2 separate regions of the Homo sapiens genome follow, and region 1 is linked to region 2. Evidence: chromatin contacts called from ENCODE Hi-C data. All regions are on one chromosome and are shown on one strand. Each heading gives the region's core, a stretch centred on a gene start or an enhancer-like site at or near the end of the contact. The rest is flanking DNA. Distances are from core to core; before and after follow the strand shown. Region 1 holds the start of OTUD1 (OTU deubiquitinase 1). Region 2 has its middle 38 kb from the start of LINC02643.

Region 1 (6,701 bases), core at 878-3,377, 2.1 Mb before region 2:
TACCAGGAATGAACAAATTTACACTGTGAGAAATCAGCTTGCAAATTAAGTAATGCTCACTTTATACAGCAAATTATAAATAGCAGTAAAATCACCCAAAGCTATCATGAAACATCATTTAGGTGCCCAGCAACCTCCAGCTCTGAGAAAACATTCAAAAAGATGATTAAGGCATTACACCTACAGTAAAATCTACTAGCAAGTTTGAAAGTGCTATTACCCTGATTAAAGTTCATGTGATTCTCCAAACACAAGTTATATATGCAATTATTCCCAGGGTGTAAGGTTTTGAGACATTTCAAGAGCATGCATTTTGTTCAATATACATTTTAGACAAGGATATGGCCATAGATTTGGCAAGTTCTTCGTCGCGTTTCCTTTGCACTTGAGTTTGTTTGCACCAGTTGTCGTACTCTGGGTTAGGATAGGAGTGATCAAATACAGCATCATAGTGTCCGTTACTGAGCCAACTGAGCCAAATACTAGGCCTCAGGGAATCCTCTGGGCCCAAATAATGAATCATGGTAGACACCGTGGGACTCTCCAGCCTCCCTCCAGTAGTTAAATGGATATTCACATTCAGCATCTGCCCCATGGCCAGCAACTCCGGGTACCCGGCCCATGCCCCGTCTTGGGCAGCAGCGATGATAAACTCCCCCACGTCGCCCTCAATCAGGGGGCTGAAGTGGTCGAGATGGTCGGCGATGTAGTGCACCGTCTGCTCCCTCAACTCCCGGTGCAGGCTCTGGTCCCCATACACCGTCTTGCTGACAGCTCGGTAGAGGCAGTTGCCGTCTGGAATGATGTGGAATCGGTACTTATTCCTCTGCCGCAGATACTTGTCCTGCTTCTCCACCTCGGCCAGGTATAGGGCCAGCTTCTCGTCTCTGGGATCCGACCTGGAGACGATCACCGGCTCCGCCGCACTACTCGGGGCGGCCTCGATGCTCCCGGCGGGGGGTGCCTCGGCCTCTGGGTCGGGCCTCCGCGCCGCGTCCCCACCGGGCGCGTCGCAGCGATCGCCGCCCCTCTCCCAGCCCCTGGGGCCCCTCTCCGCCAAGTGCTCTTCGCCCCACGGACCGGGGCCGGGATCGGGGCTCCCCGGGGTCGCCGCGGGGCCTCGGTGCTTGGCGGCGGCCAGGGCCTGGCGGTGCTCGCTCAGTCGGAAGTTCCGATCGGGCCCCTCCCGTGTCGCGTCCAAGCCCGCGGGCTCGGGGCAGTCGGGCCGCAGCAGCTCCTCCAGGAGCCAGGCCGAGGAGCCCCGCCGCGGCGGGACCGGGGCTGCGGGCGCCGGGGCGAGCAGGAGGCAGCGGCCGCGCGGGGCAGCGGCGGAGCCCGCGGCGCCGGGAACGGGATCGGGCCCGTGCAGCAGGAGCCTGTCGGCGCCCAGGGCCCGCACGGTGATCTGTGCGGTGGACGTGTAGTGCGGCGGCAGCGGCGGCTTGCAGGACGCGCCGGGCGGGCCGGCGGCGGCGGAGGCGGGCGCGGCGGCCCCGGACACCACCTCGAAGCAGGAGGAGAAGGCGGGCATCTTGGCGGCGGGGACAGCGGCGGCTTCCCGGTGCTCGGCGGCCGCGGCGGGCTGGCACTCACCGGTCTCGGGCTCGGGCGCGGCGCCGGCGGCTCCCGGGGGCTGCAGCGAGACCTTGAAGGGGGTAGCGGCGGCGGGTGGCGCGGGGGCGGCGGCCGTGGGACCCGGGGCCCCGGCGGGGTAGTGGGTGCAGACGCTGCTGTAGAGCTGCATGTCCCTGCCCGCCGCTCGGCCCCTTATAGGCGCGGCGAGCCCCGGAGCGGGGGACACACCCTCCGGGCCCGGGGGAGGGGGCCGGCGGAGCGCGGTGACCCAACGGCCCCAGAATAGAGATGAGCGAAAGGCAGCCGGCCGCCGCGAGTCAGCAGCCGCGAATAGCGCCCGGGTCCCGGCCAAATTCCTGCTGCGCCACAGCGCAGGGGGGCGGGGACGGGACGCGAGCTCGACCCCTGCCGGTGCGCTCGGCCCGCAGACCCGGGGCGCCGCGCCCGCTGCAGCTGCTTCGGCCCGCGGCGGCCGCTGGGGACTCACGGAGGAAGCCGCCCGCCCCGTTGGAGCGCGTCCCGCCGGCGAGGAGGAGCGCGGTGCGCGCGGAGGCCCGGGAGGCGGGGCCGCGGTTGTTTACCTCAGGCCTCGCGGCCGCGTCACGTGGACTCACTGGAATGCGCGGCTCTTTGCGGCGCCCGATTCAGTCGCGCCTGCTCGCCCCGCCCACTCCGGCCCGCGCCCCGCCCCCTACCGCGCTCCGCCGACGTCACGGGCGTGGCCCTCGGCGCGCGAGCGCGCGCGGGCGGGGCGAGGCCGGGGGCGCGGAGGCCTGAGCAGTCCTGGGATCCTGGCTGGGCCTCCCGCCCACGTGACTCCCACGGACCGCTTCCCCCACCTGGGCACTGGGCACTGGTTTCTGCGCTGCGCCACTCTCCTCAGCGGCTGCAGTGGATGCTGCGGGATGGGAGCTGCTTGGGGCGAGTTAGCATGCTCGGAAAGCTTGCGTGGCAGGAAAGCTTCCGGCATGGGTGTGGAGAACGGAATGCTGCCTTAAAGTCTGTTTGGCCTCTGCTGGTCATGGGCTACCATCCCTGCTTGCATTCACTACTGCCTCTTTTCTTTTATCTTTTTAGAGATGGGGGTCTTACCTGTCTCCGAAGCTAGAGTGTAGTGGCGCAGTCCATAGCTCACTGCAGCCTTGACTTCCCGGGCTCAAGCGATCCTCCCGCCTCAACCTCCAGAGTAACTGGAAACCACAGGTGTGCACCACCGCACCCGGCTAATTTTCTTTCTTTCTTTCTTTCTTTTTTTTTAAGGCGAGGGTCTCACCACAGTTGCCCAGTCTGGTGTCGAACTACTGGCCTCAAGCTGTTTCCCGCCTCGACCTCCTAAAGTGTTGGGATTATGGGTCCTAGCCACCACTCGTGGAACCGCCGCGTCTTTTCCTTTTTTTTTTTTTCTTTTTCTTTTTGAGGCAAGGTCTTGCTCTGCCTTCCAGGCTGAGTGCAGTGGCGCCATCATGTCCCACTGCGACCTCGACCTCCAGGGCCCAAGTGATCCCCCTTCCTCAGCCTTGCCTTGGGCAGGGATTACAGGTGCCCAGCTAGTTTTACCACTGTGTCTTTTCTATGCATTTCCTTGGACTCACCGGTAAGGGTGAGTCCGCTAGTGGATTCTCTTGCCTTGCTAAGACAAAACCAACTTTGCACCTCTGACCTATGCCATTTGGCAAATATCTGGCTTGGGGGAAAGCAAGGAAGCCTTTTAGGCTTTTATAAACAAGCTTTCTCAGAATACCAAATGCAGTATCACTTAGGGCCCTTTGAGAATAGGTGTGAATGCTAGCCAGAGGTCAAAAGCGGTGGAGAAAGTCGTGACCTGCATTCCGGGGCAAGATAGACTATAGAAAATACTTCTACCGAGTCTTTTTGTAATACCCGCCTTTGTAAGGGAAAGCCAGAGGTAGTGGGAGACTTTTGCTATATTCTGAGCTGTGATCAAATGCTAAATTAACAGGGCCTAAACATTCGAATTGAACCCAGAGGTTGTCCTAACATTTTAGAGATAGGGAGACTGAACCTGTAGGTGATGTAGGCTGTACTCCGGTCCCCACCTTTCCGGTGGAATGTGAATTCCAGGAATTGAGAGACTTGGGTCTTGCTCTTATATTTCCATCCCCTAACACCGTGCTTGGCACATAATTGGACCTAATTAATATTTACTAAGTGAATGAGTAGATGGAAAGCGAGTTTCCAAGGTTTGTCAGACAGTGGTGAAGCCAAGATTACTATCCAGGTCCCTTGACCCTAGCCAGGGCTTTTAATTATCTTTGGGCAGTATGACTGGCAGGGTCCCAGCTCAGGTCACTCCAGCCGCTTATGTAAATTAACTCAGAAGAAGGTAAATGACTGTCTAACTTTTCAAATTCTGGTAACTACCCCATTGGGAGCTTGAAGCTCTCATGGCTAATTAGAAAAAGGAAATTACCATCCTTGGATTTCATCACTGATTTGTTGAGCATCTGTTGCTCTGTGCATGAAGCACTTCACGCTTAACTCTTTCATTAGCTGGTGTTCTGAAACAGAAGACAAGACTGTTAACAAGGCCGTCACCAAATAATATTTACCATACCCACCACGTGCCTGGCAGGACTAGCATAACTGGAGCCTGAAGGGAGATAAGGAAAATATTAGAATTTAAACCCTAAAGCAAGAGTAGATATTAACAGGTTGGGGTAAATGCAGAAAACAGCAACAACAACAACAAAACACTAGGTCCACAGAAGACACACTACCTCTGATGTACCAAGTTAGCAGCAGACAAAAACAAAGAGGTGAAGATTTGAAACATTAACATATGAATGCATTTTTAAAAATCTTTTTAGTTTGTCTGGGGGCAGTGGACTATGCAAGACTGTGTATTGGCAGTAGGAATCCTTGTCCACTCTGTATCTCAATGTGGAAAGGCTTCCTGGAGGAGGTGGTACTTCAGGAAACCTTCAAAGCAGAAATGATAGCAGCTTTGGAACTGGATGTTGTTTTTGGCCCTTGGAAGCTAAGAGAAGACAAGGCCTTGCAGGTGACAGCAAAGAGATTAGGGAGGCAAATCTGATTTCTCGTGAGTTCAAATAATTATCTATAATGTAATTATGTAATTAAAATTAATATGCATGAAAATTGCTACATGATCAGAACGATTGAAGAGTATAAGTTTTCAGGAAGTGAGTTGTTTTTATTCTGATGGTTTCCGTGACTGTTTTCCCTTCCTCAACTGTAAGCTCCTCAGAAGGATCCCAAAACTTAGCATAGAATAACTTGTAACGTTTTTGCTATATACTGTATATTAAAACATGGGAAGACTATAAATGTGATTTTTTAAAAAAAACTGTGCAAAGAAGCTGAATCCTGTGTCTTTAGATAAACATTAAATACATCCAATTAAGCTAGAAAAAACAATTCCTAGGCTAGGAGCCATGGCTCATGCATATAATCCCAGTACTTTGGGAAGCTGAGGCAGGAGGATCACTTGACCCCTGGAGTTTAAGAGCAGCCGAGGCAACATAGCAAGACCCTGTCTCTACAAAAAATAAAAAATAAAAGAATTAGCCTGGCATGGTGGCACATGCCTGTAGTCCCAGCTTCCTGGAAGGCTGAGGGGGAATAATTGCTTGAGCTCAAGAGTTTGAGGTTGCAGAGAGCCATGACCACACAATTGCACTTTAGCCTGGGTGACAGAATGAGGCCCTGTATCAAGGGAAAAAAAAGAAAAGACAGACAGACAGTAGCAAGTGTTGGAGAAAATGTGAAGTTAAAATCTTCATACGTTGCCTGTGAGATTGTAAAATGACGCAGATACTTTTTAAACAGCTTAGCAGTTCCTCAAAATGTTACACATAGAGTTAACCATATGATCCAGTAATTCCACTTCTAGGTATATAACCAAGAAAAATAAGAACATATCTCCATACAAAAACTTGTATATCAATATTCATAGTAGTAGTATTCATAATATCCAAAGAGTAAAAACTACCCACATATCCATCAAATGATGAATGGATAAACCAAGTGTGATACATTCAGACAATGGAATATTATTCAGCCATGAACAAAATGAAGACACATGCTACAATATGGATGAATCTTCAAAACAGGCTAAGTGAAGAAAGCCAGATGCAAAAGGTCACATACTGTATAATTCCAGTTATATGAAATGTCTAGAATAGAGAATAGGCTGAGGTGAGGAGGGAATGTGGAGTGACTGCCAAAGGGCGTGGGTTTCTTTTGGAGTGATCAAAATGGTTTGAAAATAGCTTATGGCTGTTCGAGGGGCTCATGCTTATAATCCCAGCACTTTGGAAGGCCAGGGTGGGTAGATCACTTGAGTGCAGTAGTTTGAGACCAGCCTGGGGAACATGGCAAAACCCCATCCCTACAAAAAATACAAAAGTTAGCCAGGCATTGTGGCACACACCTGTAATCCCAGATGCTTGGGAGGCTGAGTTGGGAGGATCCACTGATGCTGGGAGTTTGAGGCTGCAGTGAGCTGTGATTGTGCCACTGCACTCCAGCCTGGGTGACAGAGGAGACCCTATCTCAACAAAAAAAGAGAGAAAGAAAGAAAAAAGAAAATGGGTTATGGCAGGGCAAGGTGGTTTATGCTTGTAATCCCAGCACTTTGGGAGGCTGAGGCAGGAGAATCACTTGAGCCCAGGAGTTTGAGACCAGCCTGGGCAACATTCAAGACTCCATCTCTACCAGTAATAATAATAATAATAATAATAATCAGCTGAGTGTGGTAGTGTGCACTTGTAGTCCCAACTATTCAAGAGGCTGAGGCTGGAGGACCACTTGAGCCCAGGACTTTGAGACTTTGAGATCGCAGTCAGCTATGATCCTGCCACTGCCTTCCAGCCCAGGTGACAGAGCAACCCCTTGTCTCCAAAACAAACAAACAAACAAACAAACAAAAAGTTGCTAGTTGCACAACTCTGTGAATATACTAAAAACTACTGAATTATACATGTGAAGGATGAATGAATTCTATGGTATGTAAATCATATCTAAATAAAAGCTGTTTTTAAAAACCTTACCATGAGCCAGGTACTATGCTCATTGCTTGAGATAAAAAGATAATTATATTTTAACCATAAATGTCTCAGCAGCAACAATACTTATTTTGTGAC
Region 2 (6,714 bases), core at 1,710-4,209:
AGCTCTTCTGTTGTCTCGTTGAGAGTAAGAGGCTGGGTGGACTCGGGCAAGACTCTGAACACATCTTTGTCAATTTTAATATGGAGAGTATGATAGTGAGTGACCTCCAAGGGTGAGTATGAACATTCAATGTGTTAATACACACAAAACCCTTGAAAGAATGCCAGACACATAGTAAGTGTTGTAAGGTGTTGACTACTATGATTACCAGAGATGTCTGTGGATTTGAGAAAAGGAAGGGAAGTAGGAATAGGAGAGGCAACAAAATTGAGGACTGAAGAGAAGGGTCAGATTCTGAGAGGGCCTTTAAGCCAACATGGAGCCAGAAGGCTGTTGGGAAAGTAGGCAGAAATTAAGGAACATACTCCACCCCACCCCGGGGCACCACACCTGGTGCAGCCTGATGTTTAGTTTCATGTATCCCTGGCCTCCTGTGCTCCCCTGCTGGTTGGAGACTTAATAGCTGCTCAGACATTTTTTGCTGTTCACTCCTTGGTGATTGGAGGTGAAAAGAATGCAAAAGGGTGTAAATCAAACAGGAAGCCCCTTTTTAGTCTCCTGCTGGATCCCAGTCAAATGAGGAGGGCATCATCAATGGTAGACTGAATAAAGAAAATGCAGTCCATATACATCATGGAATATTATGCAGCCATAAAAAAGAGTGTGACCATGTCCTTTGCAGGAACATGGATGGAGCTGAAAGCCATTATCCTTAGCGAACTAACACAGAAACAGAAACCCAAAAACCATGTTTTCATATGTAAGTGGGAGCTAAATGACGGGAACACATGGACACATAGAGGGGAACAACAGACACTGGGGCCTACCGGAGGGTGGGGGCTGGGAGGAGGGAGAGGATCAGGAAAAATAACTAACGGGTACTAGGCTCAACACATGGGCGATGAAATAATCTGTATAACAAACCCCCATGACAAGGATTTTACCTATGTCGCAAACCTGCACTTGTACCCTTGAACCTAAAATAAAAGTAAAAAAAAAAAAAAAAAAAAAAAAAGACAAAGGGGAAGGGCCTCCTGGTGAGTCAGCCTGAGTCACCGGGTGGGAATGTGAAGTATTCATTTGGAGAAGGGCTCTGGCGTTGCCTCAAGTCATCAGTGTTCTCAGTAGATAATGCACTGAAATCTCTCCACATATACGTGGCCTTAGTATGTCTGAGTTGGAGAATATCAAGTCTCCAGCCAGCCTGGGAGCATAGGATGCCAGGGCTACACAAAGCTGAACATCAAGCTGCACTGAGTGTGGTGCACAGGGGGTGGGGCAGGGTCACCCCACAATATTGGACTTGGGGCATGAGTGGGGGAGGTTTGAAGATCCTAGACAGAAGGTGTCATGGTCCTGTGAAGACAGAAGTAATGTTTTGCTAGTAATAAGTGATTGTTTCTTCCTCCTCTTTGCCTTGGCATGTGACAGCTTGCTGGTCCCCCGGGCAAATGCAGCCGCTAGGGAGGGGCACCCGCATGGAGGCGGTATGCAGCTGGCTGCAGAACAAACAGCAGAGAAGATGTCTGAGTTGGAGGACATTGAGGCTCCACCAGCCCTAGGGGGCACAGGAGACCAGGGACACACGAAACAGAACAGCTGCCTGACCTCTGCCCTGGGTCACACTGGCATGGGCTCCATCTGTTCCTGAATGAGGAGAGAGGCTGAAGTGAGAGCCTGACATTTGTCCTTCTCTCATCTTTCTGTCTAGCCTGTCCCTTAATCGGGCTCTGATAAGAGGCGACAGGAGACTCATATAAGCACCAGCTTTGGGTCCTTGATGATAGGTTATTGTAAATGACATGGAGGCCCTTTACAAAGAATGGATAAATTGCTCCCAACAGAGGCAGGAGGAATGCTTGAAGCCAGGAGTCTGAGACCCCATCTCTACCAAAAATGTAATCATTAGCCAGGTGCTGTGGCAAGCACCTGTAGTCCCAGCTACTTGGGAGGTCGAGGTGGGAGAATCACGTGAGCCTGGGAAGTTGAGGCTGCAGTGAGCTGAGAACACGCCACTGCACTCCAGCCTGGTGGACAGAGTGAGACTTTGTATTAAAAAAAAAAAAAAAGAAAAAATCAGCCAGGTGCAGTGGCTCACACCTGTAATCCCAGCACTTTGGGAGGATGAGGCAGGTGTATCTCTTGAGGTCAGGAGTTTGAGACCAGCCTGGCCAAAATGGTGAAACCTCATCTCTACTAAAAAAAAAATACAAAAATTTGCTGGGCATGCTGGCGGGCAGCTGTAATCCCAGCTACTTGGGAAGCTGAGGCAGGAGAATTGCTTGAACCCTGGAGTCGGAGGCTGCAGTGAGATGAGATCGCACCATTGCAATCAAGGCTGGGCAACAAGAGCGAGACTCCATCTCAAAAAAAAAAAAAAAGAAAAGTCACAACTTCTTGGTGAGGAGGTTCCAACAGGAGGGTCTTCACTGGGTGTTGTCAGGCAGTCTATGAATTTATAATATCGTCTCCTTGGAGAATTTTTTTTTTTTTTTTTTTTTTTTTTTTTTTAGCGTCGAGAGTGTGGTCCTTAGCCTCAGAGGCACAAAATCCTCATTTATCAACCCATGGATTGTGGAGAGTGGAGTGTTTCTCATGGCTGGAGTAATATGAAGCAAACTCAGGGAATGATGGATAAACCAAAGTTCCTGCCAATTTCTCATGACTAAAAGGGCTGAGGGGGACCGAATACTGGCAACTTTTGACCAACAGCAAAGGCAGGCTACATGGGAAGTCAAATTCTACAAGAAGAAGCTGCTTAGGGACCTCAGAAATCAGAACTAGGGGAGCTGGTTTTCTAATACAAATGTTAATGATGCCAGAGTAAGATGATCTGCTATGTCCACCTGCACAGCGGAAGATCCCTGTCATCTTGCCTAGGCAGAGTGAGTTGTTGTTAGATTAGATCAGGACCCGCCCTCCCTTGGCCTGGGCTGAGGGGCCACTGCCAACATTTGCCTCTGACATTCTACTTTTTAAAAAAAGTTTCTATGACTCACCACAGGCTTACGAATGCAGACGGTCTGGTTAATTCAAGCTTGGAGTTCTGGAAATCATCGCATCATTTTAGGGCAGTGTTTCTCAAAGGGTGAGCTTTTGAACACATGCAGCAGAATCACACACATGCTTGAGTATGTGTGTTGGTTAAAAATGCAGGCCGGGTGCAGTGGCTCACGCCTGTAATCCCAGCATTTTGGGAAGCCGAAGCGGGTGGATCACCTGAGGTTGGGAGTTCGAGACCAGCCTGACCAACATGGAGAAACCCCGACTCTACTAAAAATACAAAATTAGCCAGGCGTGGCGGCGCATGCTTGTAATCCCAGCTACTCGGGAGCCTGAGGCAGGAGAATCGCTTCAACCTGGGAGGTGGAGGTTGTGGTGAGCCAAGATCACGCCACTGCACTCCAGCCTGGGCAACAAGAGCAAAACTTTGTCTAAAAAAAAAAAAAAAAAGGCAGATTCCTAGATCTCATTTCTGTTGATCTGAATGAGTGTCTCTGGGGCTGGGGGCTGGGAATCCCAATGTGAATTTTAAGCCAACATGCCAGTTGAATTTAATGTACAAAAAATTTGAGAATCATTGTTTTGGGGCGACCTTGTGTATCTCTGTAATCCATTATGAGTTGATTTTGGAGTGGACCATCTTATATCCAAGGCTTATGAAAATCTATTTAATATTGGTGACACTTTGGCTATCTTCGTTATGTTGTTGGTTACAAAATGCAATTGGATGTTGTTTTTATTTTTTTTTTTATTTTTTGAGTCTGAGTCTTGCTCTGTCACCCAGGCTGGAGCACAGCGGCGCCATCTTGGCTTACTGCAACCTCTGCCTCCCAGGTTCAAGCAATTCTCCTGCCTCAGCCTCCTGAGTAGCTAGGACTACAGGCTTGTGCCACCACACCCAGCTAATTTTTTTGTATTTTTGTATTTAGAGGCAGGGTTTTACCATGTTGGCCAGGCTGGTCTCAAACTACGGGCCTTAAGTGATCCACCCGCCTTAGCCTCCCAAAGTGCTGGGATTACAGGCGTGAGCCACCGTGCCTGGCCAGATATTGTTTTTAAAACAGATTCTTGAATTGGGGTAATTCTATGTAATGAATATAGTCATGATTCTGGTATGTAGTTCTGGTATGTAGAAAAGGCAAAATCCCAGCCTGGCCAACATGGTGAAACCCTATCTGTACTAAAAATACAAAAATTAGCAGGGTGTGGTGGCGTGCGCCTGTAGTCCCAGCTACTCAAGAGGCTGAGGGAGGAGAATCACTTGAACCCTGGAGGCAGAGGTTGCATTGAGCCAAGATCGTGCCACTGCATTCCAGCCTGGGCGACAGGGTGAGACTCTGTCTCAAAAAGAAAAAAAAAAGAAAAGGCAAAATCATGGTATAACTCCCCTTACATTTTGTATTAATGGGGCTTTTTGTCTGCTACCCATCATTAGTTGATATAGCTTTTAAACTAGTTATTTTTTCCTCCCAGCTTTATTGAGGTATAATTGACTAATAAAACTGGTATATATTAAGGAATGCAACTTGATGATTTGTTTGTTTTGTTTTTTGAGATAGGGTCTCACTCTGTCACCCAGGCTGGAGTGCAGTGGTATGAGCCTCTGCAGCCTCAACCTCCTGGGCTCAAGTGATCCTCCCACTTCAGCCTCCCAAGAAGCTAGGACTACAGATGCATCTCACCACACCCAGCTAATTTTTTTGTAAAGCTGGGGGTCTCCTTATGTTGTCCAGGCTGGTCTCCAACTCCTGGGCTCAAAGGATCCTCCCACCTCAGCCTCCAAGTACAAAAAATTTGTAGCTGGAACTACAGGTGTGCACCACCATGCCCACCTAATTTTTTTTTGGTAGAAATGGGGATCTTCCTATGTTGCCCAGGCCGGTCTCGAACTCTTGGGCTCAAATGATCCTCCCTCCTCAGCCTCCCAGAGTGTTGAGATTATGGGCCTGAGCCACTGTGCGCAGCCAAGGAGAGACTTTTTATTTTTCCTTTCAGTACAAAGTTTCTCGGGTCCTCCTTGATTTTCTACTGGATCTTCTCACTGACAGAGCAAAAGGGTTCTTACCTCCCATTATCACTTCCTATGTAATTATCCACTGGTCCAGGCACTCAGGGGTTATGCTTCTTTCATTGACAAAGACTTTTGTTTTTTTTTTTTTTTTTTTTTGGAGGCAGAGTCTCCTCCTGTTGCCGAGGCTGGAGTGCAGTGGCAAGATCTCAGCTCACTGCAACCTCTGCCTCCTGGGTTCAAGTGATTCTCCTGCCTCAGCCTCCTGAGTAGCTGGGATTACAGGCACGTGCCACTGTGCCTGGCTAATTTTTGTGTTTTTAGTAGAGATGGGGTTGCACTGTGTTGGCCAGGCAGGTCTTGAACTCCTGACCTCATGATCTGCCCACCTTGGTCTCCCAAAGTGCTGGGATTACAAGCGTGAGCCACCGGGCCCGGCCAAGACTGTTATTTTATCTGCAGCTACACGAAGAAACAATTGCAGCTCTAGCACTCAGCCGGATTAATCACAGATATGTGATCCCTGCACACCAGCACACTGCCTTCTTGAACAGGGCAACTTTGAATTAACATCAGAATGAGATCAAGTAACATCACTAATTATGATTCATAACAAACTTCTACCCATTATTAGAAAGGAAATGCCAACGCCTGACCATTCTTAAAACTATTATTTTATTTTATATTTTTTGAGACCGTGTTTTGCTCTTGTTGCCCTGGCTAGAGTGCAATGGCGCGATTTCGACTCACCACAATCTCCGCCTTCCCGGTTCAAGTGATTCTCCTGCCTCAGCCTCCTGAGTAGCTGGGATTACAGGCATGAGCCACCACGCCTGGCTAATTTTTTGTATTTTTAGTAGAGACGGGGGTTTCTCCATGTTGGTCAGGCTGGTCTTGAACTCCCGGCCTCAGGTGATCCGCCCACCTCGGCCTCCCAAAATGCTGGGATTAAAGGCGTAAGCCACTGTGCCCGGCCCTTAAAACTATTTTTGACCTGTTATGAAAATAGTGTAATTTGAGAAGGAAGAGAGAAGCATGAGAATTAGTTTTCTGGCCAAATGATGTAGTATTTTGCAAACTGACTACATCTTAAAAATACAAAAAATAAAAGATAATGTTGCCGGATGCGGCGTCTCATGCTTGTAATCTTACAGCCCCCACATGGGGGCTGAGGCGAGCAGATCACCTGAGGTCAGGAGTTCGAGACCAGCCTGGCCAACATGGTGAAACACTGTCTCTACTAAAAATACAAAAATTAGCCAGGCGTGGTGGCATATGTCTGTAATCCCAGCTACTCGGGAGGCTGAGGCAGGAAAAATCACTTGAGCCCACGAGATGGAGAGTGCAGTGAGCCAAGATTGTGCCACTGCACTTCAGCCTGGGTGACAGAGGGAGACTCTGTCTCAAAAAGAAAAGAAAAGAAAAAAAGGTAATATTTATTTTGTGTACACCAGAGTAAATAGAGCCCATTTTTTTTTTTTTTTTTTTTTTTTTTTAAGATGGAGTCTCGCTCTGTCGCCTAGGCTGGAGTGCAGTGGTGCGATCTTGGCTCACTGCAAGCTCCGCCTCCTGGGTTCATGCCATTCTCCTGCCTCAGCCTCCGGAGTAGCTGGGACTACAGGCGCCCGCCACTACGCCCGGCTAATTTTTTTTTAATTTTTTTTATTTTTAGTAGAGATGGGGTTTCACCGTGTTAGCCAGGA

The links. A loop is a pair of places that touch in the nucleus more often than their neighbours do. Pooled maps may share reads with other maps.
Region 1: a loop to region 2 is called in a map of ascending aorta, with 7 times the contacts of the local background. The contact joins the promoter of OTUD1 here to the enhancer-like site in region 2. A Hi-C loop is called at or near these places in 2 of 168 maps with a recorded cell type or tissue (aorta and ascending aorta) and 3 of 50 pooled maps.

What each region holds. Positions count from the first base shown.
Region 1 is chr10:23,434,501-23,441,201 of GRCh38, reverse strand. It overlaps OTUD1 (OTU deubiquitinase 1), which reads right to left and starts at 2,127. Exons shown (of 1, transcript NM_001145373.3): 1 at 1-2,127. The coding sequence starts at 1,744. The coding sequence ends at 299. RefSeq lists silencers at 909-1,278, 1,419-1,758, 1,809-2,398.
Region 2 is chr10:21,331,431-21,338,144 of GRCh38, reverse strand. No RefSeq gene overlaps it. Among named protein-coding and RNA genes, the nearest start is that of LINC02643, 38 kb to the left of the region's middle. RefSeq lists an enhancer at 988-1,539. Within about 2 kb of position 2,959, at least 15 of the 41 ENCODE cell types and tissues checked have a DNase peak (open chromatin) inside an H3K27ac peak, as active enhancers do; they include ascending aorta, where a contact is called at or near this core.